Linked DNA regions of Homo sapiens: all the other regions are linked to region 1. Evidence: chromatin contacts called from ENCODE Hi-C or POLR2A ChIA-PET data. All regions are on one chromosome and are shown on one strand. The core of a region is the stretch at or near the end of the contact, and the rest is flanking DNA. Distances in the headings are between cores, read along the strand shown. Region 1 holds the start of RPS3A (ribosomal protein S3A). Region 2 holds the start of SMARCA5 (SNF2 related chromatin remodeling ATPase 5). Region 3 overlaps C4orf51 (chromosome 4 open reading frame 51). Region 4 holds the start of PPID (peptidylprolyl isomerase D).

Region 1 (3,010 bases), core at 220-2,719:
ATTACTGAAAGATTTCAGGACCCTACTAGAGGTTTAGGAAGGTTGTCTTGGGGGGTGGGTGTAGTGGGAGGTAGGGGATGGAGGCTAGCAGGACTGGAAGGGATTGTAAGTTTAAAAGCTTGCAGGGGGCCTTGTAAGTAAGGGTTGGTTTTGGCTTGGTCACAGGGTTTTCTGCCAGAGGGGAAGTTAGAGAAGGGAACTCAACACACCACTGGCTGAGTACCAAGCCTGTATGGGCCAGATGCTTTCCGAGGGCTGCACACTTGAGCTAGCCAGCCACACCTTGCCAGGATGTGCTCTGTTAACCCCTACAGTTAAAAAAAATGGGGGAGGCGGGTTTGGATTAGTTGCAAAAATGGAAACATTTGGAGATCTCACTTTTTTTTTTTTGACGCAGTTTCACTCTTGTTGGCCAGGCAATGGCGCGATCTCGGCTCACTGCAACTTCCGCCTCCTGAGCTCAGATTCTCGTGCCTCAGCCTCCCGAGTAGCTGGGATTACAGGCACCCACCCGGCTAATTTTTTGTATGTTTAGTAGAGACGGGGTTTCACTATGTTGGCCAGGCTGGTCTCGAACTCCTGAGCTCAGGCGATCCGCCCGCCTCAGCCTCCCAAAGTGCTGGGATTACAGGCGTGAGCCACCGCGCCCGGCCAACGCCCTGCTAATTTTATCATTTTCTTGTAAAGACGGGGTCTGGCTGTGTGGCCCAGGCTAGTCTCCAATTCCTGGCTTCAGTTGATTCCCCTGCCTCAGCCTCTTAAAGTGCTGGGATTACAGGTGTGAGCCAACGAGTTCGGTCTCACTCTATTTTAAAAAAACCTTTTAATCAATATATAACAGACATATAGAAAAGGACACAAATAAGCGTAGAGCTTAGTGAATGTTCACAAAGCAACAACACCTGAGATGAACCAGCATCCACATCAACAAGCAGAACGTCGCTAGCATCTCTGGAGTGATGCTCATTTAGCCCTATGAAACCTCATGAAGCCGACCGTTTTATCACCCCCATATTACGCATGAGGAAACAAGCGTGGAGAGGTCGGTCTCAAGCAAAGCCCTGTTGAAACCGGCATTTGAATCAGATCCGCTGACTGACTCCAAAGCCAATGCTCTCAAAAAGCAGGTTTGGGGGTTAGACGGTGAGTTCAGCTTTGAACGATGTTGAGTGGGCGTCTCGTTTTACAGAAACTTACTTCCCGACGTCACAGCCACAGAAACCACAGGTAACCAGACGCCTGCACGTCAGGCCACCGACGCCTTGGTCTACACAGCGCAGCCTCCAGTGAGCCCGCGGCATGCCGCGCGGCCTCCCCACACACGATGGCGATGTCGCAACCACAGTAGAAAGAGTGGCGCTCTCTACTGTCCCGGAATTCTTGAGGCCGGAAGAATAACAGGGCAAAGGTCACGTAGACGGCGCGCCCCGCCCCCGTACGCCTAAGTTCTCGCGCGACTCCCACTTCCGCCCTTTTGGCTCTCTGACCAGCACCATGGCGGTTGGCAAGAACAAGCGCCTTACGAAAGGCGGCAAAAAGGGAGCCAAGAAGAAAGTGTAAGTCGCGACTGTCGTGGCGTCTTGCTTTTTGGGGGTCTGCTGGAATCGGCGGGCTGGTCCTAGATCGCGGCGTAGGCCGGATGGCGAGGATTCCAGTCGGATTGTGCGGGCCGTGGCGGGTTGGTGCACCCAGGAACGCGGCCTGGAGGGTCGGTGTTGAGTAGCGGCAGGTCGGCTGCCTTTCCCAGGCCTTCTGGTCCTTGCGCGCGTCGCGTTTGAGCCGGCTTGCCGGCGCGACTCGGCTGGAATGTTAGTTTTGTGGGCTCACGAGCTGCCTCAATTCTGCGAGTGTTTGATGGCACTGCGACAGCAGGAGTTGAGGAAAGCACCCTTCTATCCATTCAGGACCCGTCAATCTCGCCTTTGCTTGGTCCCGCTGGAATCTGCGAGCTCCTGCTAAGCTTTGGGGCCATGCAGTCTCTTAGTTACCAGTACATGCCATTACGTGCCAGCAAAGTTAATGAGATTGCATGTTACTCGTGCCTGTGTAGTGGAAGGACCGATGCATGTTATTCTAAGTGCCTGTGTAGTGGATGGACCGATGAGGGTGGGAAGTGGACATAACCTTTCAAAGTCTGATGCATGCAGTGAAACGTACAGTGGGAAGAGCTAGATTTATGTTTGTTCCCCTCACCTCACTGTGAGATATACTTTGGTATCAAATTGCCGGTTAGCTTTTTAAAATATTAATGGGAAATACCATTAACAGTGAAAAATACAGTAAGAATTGATCTGCAATGGAACTTAAGCATCTTCTTAAAATCCAGGGTTGATCCATTTTCTAAGAAAGATTGGTATGATGTGAAAGCACCTGCTATGTTCAATATAAGAAATATTGGAAAGACGCTCGTCACCAGGACCCAAGGAACCAGTAAGTAGCTTATTCTTGGTTTGTATTTTCCTTAAGTTGGCGCTTGTATATTGTAGCAGGCATCTTGGTCTGTTGTTGGTCCTGTGGTGGGAGACTTTAAGGAAATGTCAGCTCTTGGTTGCAGCCTTGGCACCTGTGGTGATCATTTTTAGTACAGCACTTGGAGAGAAGCAAGATGGTGCTTTTTGAATTAAGAAAATGTGCCATGGGTAGTTCTGAGCTTCAAATAAGTACTGTTGATAAGTCACTGGTGTCTGGATAGATTTGATAACAAAGGTTAAGGTCTTTATAATTTACCATTAACTTAATTTCTACCCTCAGTTTACAGGCTTGACTTTGCTTATATGGTTCCTAAATGTTAAGATACTTGTTTTTTTCTTTTGTAGAAATTGCATCTGATGGTCTCAAGGGTCGTGTGTTTGAAGTGAGTCTTGCTGATTTGCAGAATGATGAAGTTGCATTTAGAAAATTCAAGCTGATTACTGAAGATGTTCAGGGTAAAAACTGCCTGACTAACTTCCATGGCATGGATCTTACCCGTGACAAAATGTGTTCCATGGTCAAAAAATGGCAGGTGAGA
Region 2 (2,926 bases), core at 197-2,696, 7.6 Mb before region 1:
AAACACCTAACTTTTAATACTGGATTCAGCCTACTGTTGTTAGCTTTTTGCAGTCATATATGAAGACTATGATGAACATCATTGTAGGTATTCATCTTTGCATATATCCTTAGACATTTCCTTATAGTCTAAGAACTAGCATTTCTAGTGGAGTGGGGACATTTTTCCAGATGTCCATTTAAGAATTATCATTCCATTAGTTAAAAAATTTGCAGGCTATATATTCAAAGGGGATCCCTTCTGTTTGGAATTCAACATAACCAGTTAGCTCAAACCTCAACTCTCGAAAAATGTGTCTCCTTTACTCAACAAACATTTAGAGAATACTGAATATGAGGAATAAAAAAAGATAAAAAAGACCCTGTACTGGGCAGGTAATCTACTGTAGTATGCAGATTCGTTATCAAACAGACTACAATGTATTTAAATTTTGTAGGCGATGAATGCACAAGGCCCTTAAGCTGCATTGAAGGCTGCCTAAGGCAGTATACAAAATCAGTGCTGAATATTTGTTAACACTTAAGGAGAATGTACGTTTTAATTTTCATGTTTGATGCTTGGGGAAAAGATTACATCGCACCACCTATCTTCCCCATATATTGATTATTCGTGTTTCTCACTTCCATGGTAGTGTGCACGTTATTTGCTTAACTTTGGCATATAAATTCAGAAGAAATATCATTTAACTCTGTGCCTAAGGAGGGTATTTAGAAATAACCGACGCAGCTAACATGAGAAGGCAAAAAAAAAAAAAAAGAAAAAAGAAAAAAATCACACTAACGGACTTTTTTTTTTTTTCTAACAACAAAAAACCGTGAGACTTCACTTGGGGTAACCATAACGTCGTCAAGGCTGTGGCGTCACGCCTCTAAGCGGATACGGCAGAAGTTTTGGGGCCAGACACAAGACTTCCAAGTTTGAATGGGCAGCGCAAAACCCAGACAAGTTTTCCGGTAGTGCCGCCAACCCCTGTCAGGCACAGAAGACACAGCGAGAACCGTGAGCCGTTACGAAAGCCTAAAACACTGAGCTCGCGTCCTGCCAAGCAGCAGGCGCACAAACCTACACCTCCGAGCGCTCCCTGGAGGTCCCGCCCACTCTTCTCTCCCGAGCCGGCTAGAGATCTGGAAGAGGGCGGGCCAAGGGTGAGGAGGGCAGTATGCGCATGCGCGCTCAGGACCCAGTCAGTGAGCCAATAAGGAATCTCGCGAGTGTTGAAAGTCGGTGGCGTAGGTCGTCGTCCTGGATGCTGGCGAGATAGATGTTATCTTCCAGAGGAAGAGGAGGAGGCGGCGAAGCGTTTTCCCAGCCTCAGTCTCTCTTTCGTTTTCCTTTTCCCTTCCCCCAACCCTCCGCCCTTCTCTAAATCAGCCGGCCTTCCTTGACCTCAGTGACCCGTCTGGCCCCGCCCACCCTCGTCGACGTGATTCCCGCCGTGAGGTAAGCGCCGGTGGAACCTAGAGCCCCGCGGAAGAGCAGAACGTTTGGGAGTGTGCAGCTCCTGGGCCCGGCTCAGGCCCGTCGCGGAGGCGCGGCGCAGGGGAGCGCTCGGGTGGGAGTCTCGCTCCTCCACCAGTTTATTGCGACGTAGCATCCAGGCCTAGGCCTCCCCGTCCATCCCCGCCGGACTCGGGCCTCTGGCAGCAGCGGGTGACGCAGACGGAACATCATGTCGTCCGCGGCCGAGCCTCCGCCACCCCCGCCTCCCGAGAGCGCGCCTTCCAAGCCCGCAGCCTCGATCGCCAGCGGCGGGAGCAACAGCAGCAACAAAGGCGGCCCCGAAGGCGTCGCGGCGCAGGCGGTTGCGTCTGCGGCCAGCGCTGGTCCCGCAGACGCCGAGATGGAGGTGAGGGCGACTTGCGGCATGGGGAGCGGGTGCAGCGGGGAGGAGGAGCTGGCTCCCTCGCCGGATCGTGGCGATCGGACGCAGAGCCGGGTTTCTCTCTCTGCACCAGACTCAGCTTCACACCCTGTGGATACGAAATGATGCTCTCACTCTTGCTCCCTTGTTCTTACCCTATTCGAGCTAAGCAAAATGGATTTCTGGCTCCTCACATTTAAATTATTTGTCTCTTTCGTGAATCCTGACAAATATTTGAACGCTCTCAGTGAACAGATGTTCTTGGTTACCGTGGCCCGGGGGACCCATCGTTTTTTTCCCACTAGACTCCCATAATTCCCTCTCCTACCTCTGAATGTGGTTTTTAGTTTCCACCAAACTTCGGGGAAGGGCGAGGAGATGACCCCTTAGGAGCGGGATGCACGGGCGGGGTGAAGGAGGCATTTAAAAGCAGCGCGTCCGAGGACTTGGGCCTCCTTTTCTTCTTCCCGGTCCTTGCAGGGGCGGTATCTGTTGTGGGCAGAAACAATGGCGAGAGCTGGATGGCCGAGTGCGCAGTGGGGATAAGCGGGGCGCAGCTGCTTCTGTGAAGGGAGAGAAGGCCCCTCCCAGGCACTATTCCACTGGAAGGGAAGCAACCAAGGCAGCAGCAGCTGTCTCGGATCCCCCGTCTAATTTAGGGGGGATGAATAAGTGTAGGAATGAATTAGAGAACCAGGCGCAGTTGGTTGGCTCTCAGTCCGGCACTTTTCTCTTTTTGGCCTCTGGCCTTAAGAAAAAAAAAAATTAGTACCACTCGCTGCCGAGACTTATGGGTTTGGGTTGGGCAGGGGATGCTGACAGTACTGAGGGGGCTGGAAAGATGGGGGAAGCTGCCAGGCGGGTAAATTGGATATGCTTCCAGGCTTTGCATCTGGGAACAAAGTAATTGCTCCTTCCAATTTTTATTTTCTTGGCCTTCGACCTGTTTTGAGATATTTTGTGAGTCGGAGCCCAAAGATTTCTGGGATTTTCCTATCCTTAGACAGAATGAAAGTAATACTGCTCCGAAGATGAGTCTTGATGCAGAATCATTATACAGTAAGA
Region 3 (2,969 bases), core at 469-2,968, 5.4 Mb before region 1:
TTCTCTCTGTAAGGTGCTTCCCCAACCCCTCCCAGAAAGGGAATTCTCTGTACTCAAAGTAGCCGCTTTTAAGTCAACCATTCCCAACAAATAAATGACATTAATCCTGCTCTTGTTTTTGTGGTGCAATAACAGACTAAAAGTACATGCAGGTGCACACACACACACCACACAATTAATATGGGGCACATATTTGGAAAACCTTGGACCTAGAGTCCTGAGCAAAAAAATAAATCATGACTTTTTATTTATGAGACAAGGCAAATCTTTTTTTTTTTTTTTTTTTTTTTTTTTTTTTTTGAGACAGGAGTTTCACTCTTGTTGCCCAGGCTGGAGTGCAATGGCGTGATCTTGGCTCACTGCAACCTCCACCTCCTGGGTTCAAGCAATTCTCCTGCCTCAGCCTCCCGAGTAACTGGGATTACAGGTGTGTGCCACCACACCCAACTAATTTTTGTATTTTTAGTAGAGACAGGGTTTCACTGTGTTGGCCAGGCTGGTCTCGAACTCCTGACCTCAGGTGATCTGCCCACCTCGGCCTCCCAAACTGCTGGGATTACAGGCGTGAGCCACCATGCCCGGCCGAGACAAGGCAAATCTTAATATTTTTAAATATATATAGTTTGGAGGAGAACAAGCACTGAGATATATAAATGCCCAATTTCCTGCATCAAAGCAATAAGTAGAGATTGAATGAAATTTTCAACGATCATTAACACTATTCTTAGTTTCGAAAGTATTTGCTTGCTGGGTAGTGCTTTTGGTAATCATTCTCTAAATATTTATATTCCTGTGTCCTATCTTGAAGAAGTTCCTGATGGAAACTGGAAAGCAGAGCATTCACATCCAGGAATGTGGGAACTAAAGGAATTAGGGAAACCTGGAAAGAATCTTACCAGAGAAGCAGTGGGGGCCGGTTAGGGATTGCAAGAGTTCCTGCCCTTTTTCTCTCCCACTTTATTAATCTGGCCTTCCTAACAGAGACACAATATATTAAACAGGAAGGTTAAGAGAGATGGAAGAAAATGCAGGATCAATCCCATCTCCTGCTCATGAATGATGTCTGGTTTGGAAGAGACCATTTAATTCCCAATTCTGTGGAAAAGTGACCTTTGCGGATGAGCGAGTGTTGACAACCAGGCCATTTTTCTCCAGCTTCATGGACGGTGCGATTCTGAAAGCAAGGTTTGCTCATCTGAGGATTCAGAAGCTGATCGATACTCCGATTATGGCTGGGGAGGACCCTCATCGCCATTTAACTGAGTTGGAAAATGAAGCCACAAGGCTGGAGGCGTGGAGTTTGCTTAATAAACAACTTTGAGGTATGGGGCCCTCCCAACACCCTCCCCCCACCCGCCCCGCCCAGGAACGTCTGGACCCTGGCAGGTTGGCTTTCTGGGACAATTCCATGGGCTTCATTTATCAGTTTTTTCCCTTTTTAATTGGTGGAGAGAGACAAAAGTTTTTATAATCTTTATTAAATTTTCCTTTTTAAATAAATACTTGGGACCACATTTCTCTGCTAGAACCACAGAAATGGTGCTGCGGCCCCGACCGTCGGGGGCTCCGGCGTCACAGAGCCTGTCCCTTGTATCTGGGAGCCCCGGGGAAGGCGCAGGGGCGTGAGAAATGCTCTTTGTATTCAGAGCGGTCACCCAGCAGAGCCGGAGCCTTCCACCGCCAGGTTTTCCTCCGCGCAAGGCGCCGCCGGGAAGCGAATTGGCTCCGACAGTCGCGGGGGCGGGGGCGGCCTCAGACGCGGCGGGCTCGCGAGCTCAGGGGCGGAGTCGTGGCCCTCCCGTCCCGGCTCCCTCGGTAGGCTGCCTGCGCCCCCAAAGCCGCGCCCACGGCCCGCCCACCCGCCGCCTGCCCCTCCCCTCCCCGGTCCGCCTCTTCCCGCTCCTCCCGGCCCGCCGGAGCGGCCGTCTCCTTCTTCCTCCACGGCCCACCTCTTCTCCCCCACGATCTTCCTCCCCTAGCGTCCACAGGCCGCCTCCGCCGCCTACGACCCTCCTCCTGCTGATTCCCCCCCACCACCGCCCGCCTCGTCGCCCCCGCGGAGCGCGCGGGAGGGAGGGACCGGGAGCGGCAGGGGCTGCACATGACCTGGGGCGCGGGAAGGAGCCCGCTGCCGTCTAGGCCCGCGAAGGGCCCCGGCAGCCGCCGACTTCTGAGGAAAAGCAGAACGGTGTTTGGTTTACTAAAGTAGCCGCCTCCTACCACTCTTCCTCCCCAGCCCCGCTCTCTGCTCCCCACACCCCCTTCCGTTTACTCCTAGTTACCAAGACCGTCCTTCTCTTAGGATTTCTGTTGAATAGAAAATACAATTAAAAGTCGCAGCACCACCCCTGCCTCCCGCCCCACAAACTCCTAGTGATTATTTTTGTCTCTTAGCCCTAGGTCGGGTTAAATACATTCCCCGGGAGCCATCTGGTCTGATTCCCGGCAACCTTCGTATGGTTTCCATTAAGCTCTCCAAAAGCATGCATTGAAAAGGCAGCCCTGTAGCCACTTAGGAACCTCCGGAGTTTTGCCCTGGCCAGCCCCAGTAGACATCCCAGGCAGAAGGAGAGAAAGGCCTCTGTTTAGGTTCCGAGTCTAGTACCTCATGATCCTGGTTTTAATCTCGAATTTCTTGGCTTTTCCTAGTCCAAGAAAATACAGTTCTCCAAGGTAATGGCTATCATTAATTCATCATTTGTTTTTTACTATACGCAGAGGATAGCTGATTAGAATTCTGTTTTAATTCTAAAAATGAAGGCTAACAGCTTTACAGATAGGTTGCAACAGTAACCTGGCCACACAAGTTCAATTTGACCAGCAACATTGGTATGGTGGGGTCTACACCTTCTCGCCTGTCTGTCCACCATTCCTTAACCCCCAAAAGGCAAAGAACAAATATTTGCTTGTGGAAACATATTCCCTCACACGTGGGTTAGGGCTTGTGTCCAAGAAAAAGGGAACCGGCA
Region 4 (3,173 bases), core at 102-2,601, 7.6 Mb after region 1:
TACAAACTTCATTTCCTTTGAATATACTCACTAGAATTAGTGAATCTTATTTTATTCTAATATTCAAATTTAGTCTACCTACTGTCATGTATGTATATAAACAGATTTGAAACATTACACTAAGGATCATAACCAATTATAGTAGCCAAAAGATTAGCACCATGTAAGAGATATCATTAAATACAAATAGTTTTAAATCCTGAGTAATTTCTTCAAGAGGTACTGAGAATTTCCAATCACCAAGCAACCAACGGGAGAAAATTAAACAGTCTTTGGGTGGGCGGACTTGCCACGTGTTACGTATACCTGCAGCCTTTGTGCTCTGAGCAAACTGCCTCATGCAACCTCTGAAGCAAAAGCTGTAAAAATTCCTCCTCTAGATAGCAGCTAAGACAGGTGAGATTAAACCTAGCCCTAGCTAGTTGCAACAAACTGAATGTACGTGTAAACGTGTGTGTGTCCTGTACATGCATTCAAACACATTGCCTGGCCAGCAATTCCAACGTGTTCCAGAACAAGGCCAATCCAGTTACAAAGCAACACGCTCCCTAATTCACCAGGCCTTAGGAACTTCTGAGCGGCTATGTAACCTAGGCAACACCATCACTACGTTGAGCGCATTTTCCCAATGGCAAATTAAGAGAAAATGTTTGCTCATCTGAACGGACCTCTAAATTAAGAATCAGTAATAAGGCAAAAGCAATGAGCAAACAAGTCCCTTTAACGTATAAATAACACAGCACGTGCTGATATATTATCTCATGTGGCAAATATAGTTTCCTGGGGCCCAGCAGACGCATATCCCAGGATATGCTTTCCGAACTGTCCCATTGCAAACATAAAATATTTCATGCTAACTTGGTAGTGCAAAGGTGGCGTGGAAGTGCCACCAAATCAGGAGGCAAACCTAAAGGACGCCACAATTCCCGAACTAGAAATTTCCAGAAACTTCCGCACCACCGATGGCATTGATACAAGGGCGCTGGATCGATCTAGCCCTAGATCTCCGGGCCTGCTCCGGCGGACCAGCCTAGGCAGCCATCCCCTCCGCGAAACTGAGCAGTCACCGGCCGGAGCCGCATTCCGCCCTTGGAATCCCCCAAATCCCGGGAACCCCCGCCTCCTCGGGGCTTTTCCGCGAGCGTCAGACTCCGCTCACCTCGCTCCCCTCCGATGTCCACGTCAAAGAAGACTCGAGGGTTACTGGGGTTGGAGGGCTTGGCTTGGGGGGACGGGTGCGACATCTTGACTTGCAGACGTGTTTAGTACGGAATATCAGAGTACCTAGTGGCCGCCCGGGCCGCCCAAACTCCAGAGTCCGTCTCCGCCGGAGACCGGCAGCGACGCTGACCGGCCACTTCCGACGCAAGAACCGGAAGCCATGGCCTGACTTCCGGCACCGCCCCGCTCCCCCGCGCGGTGTTTCAAAGAGCCTGAGCGACTCCGTGCAGCGAACCGCGTGCCCTCCGCCACCTGTTCCTGGCTTCTCATTTAATGAAGTTGCGATCCCAGTTCTCATTATTCTTCTCGCTTGTGTTTCGTTGTCTTTCCCACCCTCGTGGCGTAGAGAGCTTTGGAGTCAACCCCATGCCAGCGTCAGCTCTGCCACCAAGTTGGGTGTGACTTCTCAGAAACTCAGTTTGCTCCTCTGGAAAAAGAATAAAAACGCTGACCTCGGAAGGTCGTTTTGAGGATTAAAGACATGAATCAGTACAATGCCTGGCATAAACTGGTGGTACCCAACCAATAGGAGCCTTATTATTGCCATGTCGTTACAATTTGATCTTCACATTACAATGTAAGTGGTAAGGCTTAGACTAAACGCTCCAAACAGCTAAAGCTGAGAGTCCAGAAGAGAGCACAGTTTTGATTCCTGATAAAACTGTATTTGGCGGGGCGCGGTGGCTCACGCCTGTAGTCCCAGCACATTGGGAGGCCGAGGCGGGCGGATCATTTGAGGTCAGGAGTTCGAGACCAGCCTGACCAACATGATGAAACCCGTCTCTACTAAAAATAAAAAAAAAAAAAATCACCCGGGCGTGGTGGTGCTTGCCTGTAGTCCCAGCTACTCGGGAGGCTGAGGCAGGAGAATCGCTTGAACCCGGGAGGCGGCGGTTGCAGTGAACCGAGATCGCGCCACTGTACTCCAGACTGGGTGACAGAGCGAAACTGTCCCCCCCCCCCCCAAAAAAAAGAAAAACAAAAAAATACTGTATTACTATAGCCCACTTTTCCCTTATGGGGATCTGTGTAAAACATTTACTTTTTACACACACACACACACACACACACACACACACACACACACATATATATGAGGAGAACATAGCCTTGCCTCTTAATAAAGCCTAATTTTGGAGAAGAGTGGCAATTCCCTGTGTAGATGCTTTGCCCTGTAGTTCTATTGGAGCTCAGCAATTTGGATTCAGCCTGAGGCTTACTTTATCAATAAGGCAGGAGATATCCTTAGATGCTTCACATTTTTTTTTCTTATGAGAAAGTAAAAAGTATTGGAATCCAGCACTCAAATAATGTCTCAAAAGCCAGGAGCCTTGTGTCAACAGCAGCAGCCAGAGTGGCTTTTTGGAAGGAAAGACCAGTGCTAATTTTCCCCTATCAGAGCTGTCACCATCCCTCTAGATGAAGGCTCCTGCCCTACTTGCTACCCGGTCTTAGGATAAGTAAAAGTTAGAAGGGTTACGGTTAAAGAACAACTGATTCCTATTCTCAATTTGAATTTGCCTGTGATGTTATACACTGGACTAAGCACGAAAGTTGATGTTAAAAAAGAAAAAAAAAAAAGCAAAAGCTTCAAGTTCTGACTACATGTATACTAGGCATGTTACCAAAGAAAAGTCATTTAATTTCTCTGAACCCTTCTCATTTCCTTTTCGGTAAAGTGCCAAAGAACAGGGTATGAGAATGGAAAAAGATAATGTGTAAGCATTTGCCTTGTAATCTCTAAAGCATTCTTATACACTCTTTTTTAAATTACTGAAAATTAGATGCTATAGTGCCTGAAGTTGTTTTAAAATAACCTGGAGTCAGGTAAGTGGGTTGGGTTGTGGATGAAACATAAGGGCCAGGCAGATGATTGGTGCATGGGAGTTTATTATACTACTCTTCTTTATTTTGCACATTTAAATTTTTTCATAATATTTTAAAAAGTAAAA

What was found. A loop is a pair of places that touch in the nucleus more often than their neighbours do. ChIA-PET counts read pairs that join two places held with the same protein, here RNA polymerase II (POLR2A). Pooled maps may share reads with other maps.
Region 2: a loop to region 1 is called in a map of CD8-positive, alpha-beta T cell, with 29 times the contacts of the local background. The contact joins the promoter of SMARCA5 here to the promoter of RPS3A in region 1. A Hi-C loop is called at or near these places in 4 of 168 maps with a recorded cell type or tissue (B cell, CD4-positive, alpha-beta T cell, CD4-positive, alpha-beta memory T cell and 1 more) and 10 of 50 pooled maps.
Region 3: a loop to region 1 is called in a map of transverse colon, with 34 times the contacts of the local background. The contact joins the enhancer-like site here to the promoter of RPS3A in region 1. A Hi-C loop is called at or near these places in 1 of 168 maps with a recorded cell type or tissue (transverse colon) and 6 of 50 pooled maps. POLR2A ChIA-PET finds 5 or more read pairs at or near these places in 1 of 52 experiments (BJ).
Region 4: a pooled map shows a loop between it and region 1 (11-fold over the local background). The contact joins the promoter of PPID here to the promoter of RPS3A in region 1. A Hi-C loop is called at or near these places in 5 of 50 pooled maps.

What each region holds. Positions count from the first base shown.
Region 1 is chr4:151,098,159-151,101,168 of GRCh38, forward strand. It overlaps RPS3A (ribosomal protein S3A), which reads left to right and starts at 1,470. Exons shown (of 6, transcript NM_001006.5): 1 at 1,470-1,556; 2 at 2,327-2,430; 3 at 2,817-3,004. The coding sequence starts at 1,495. RefSeq lists enhancers at 380-449, 727-1,926, 1,225-1,809, 1,230-1,789, 1,810-2,393.
Region 2 is chr4:143,512,256-143,515,181 of GRCh38, forward strand. It overlaps SMARCA5 (SNF2 related chromatin remodeling ATPase 5), which reads left to right and starts at 1,447. Exons shown (of 24, transcript NM_003601.4): 1 at 1,447-1,846. The coding sequence starts at 1,670. It overlaps SMARCA5-AS1 (SMARCA5 antisense RNA 1), which reads right to left and starts at 2,582. Exons shown (of 2, transcript NR_104027.1): 1 at 2,190-2,582; 2 at 1,217-1,970. RefSeq lists enhancers at 878-927, 948-1,037, 1,068-1,137, 1,168-1,537, 1,828-1,887 and 1 more.
Region 3 is chr4:145,731,298-145,734,266 of GRCh38, forward strand. It overlaps C4orf51 (chromosome 4 open reading frame 51), which reads left to right. Exons shown (of 6, transcript NM_001080531.3): 6 at 1,156-1,500. The coding sequence ends at 1,263. Among named protein-coding and RNA genes, the nearest start is that of C4orf51, 53 kb to the left of the region's middle. RefSeq lists a silencer at 1,545-2,144 and an enhancer at 2,700-2,969. Within about 2 kb of position 1,719, at least 33 of the 41 ENCODE cell types and tissues checked have a DNase peak (open chromatin) inside an H3K27ac peak, as active enhancers do; they include transverse colon, where a contact is called at or near this core.
Region 4 is chr4:158,722,045-158,725,217 of GRCh38, forward strand. It overlaps PPID (peptidylprolyl isomerase D), which reads right to left and starts at 1,352. Exons shown (of 10, transcript NM_005038.3): 1 at 1,160-1,352. The coding sequence starts at 1,244. RefSeq lists enhancers at 762-1,345, 979-1,458, 1,346-1,930.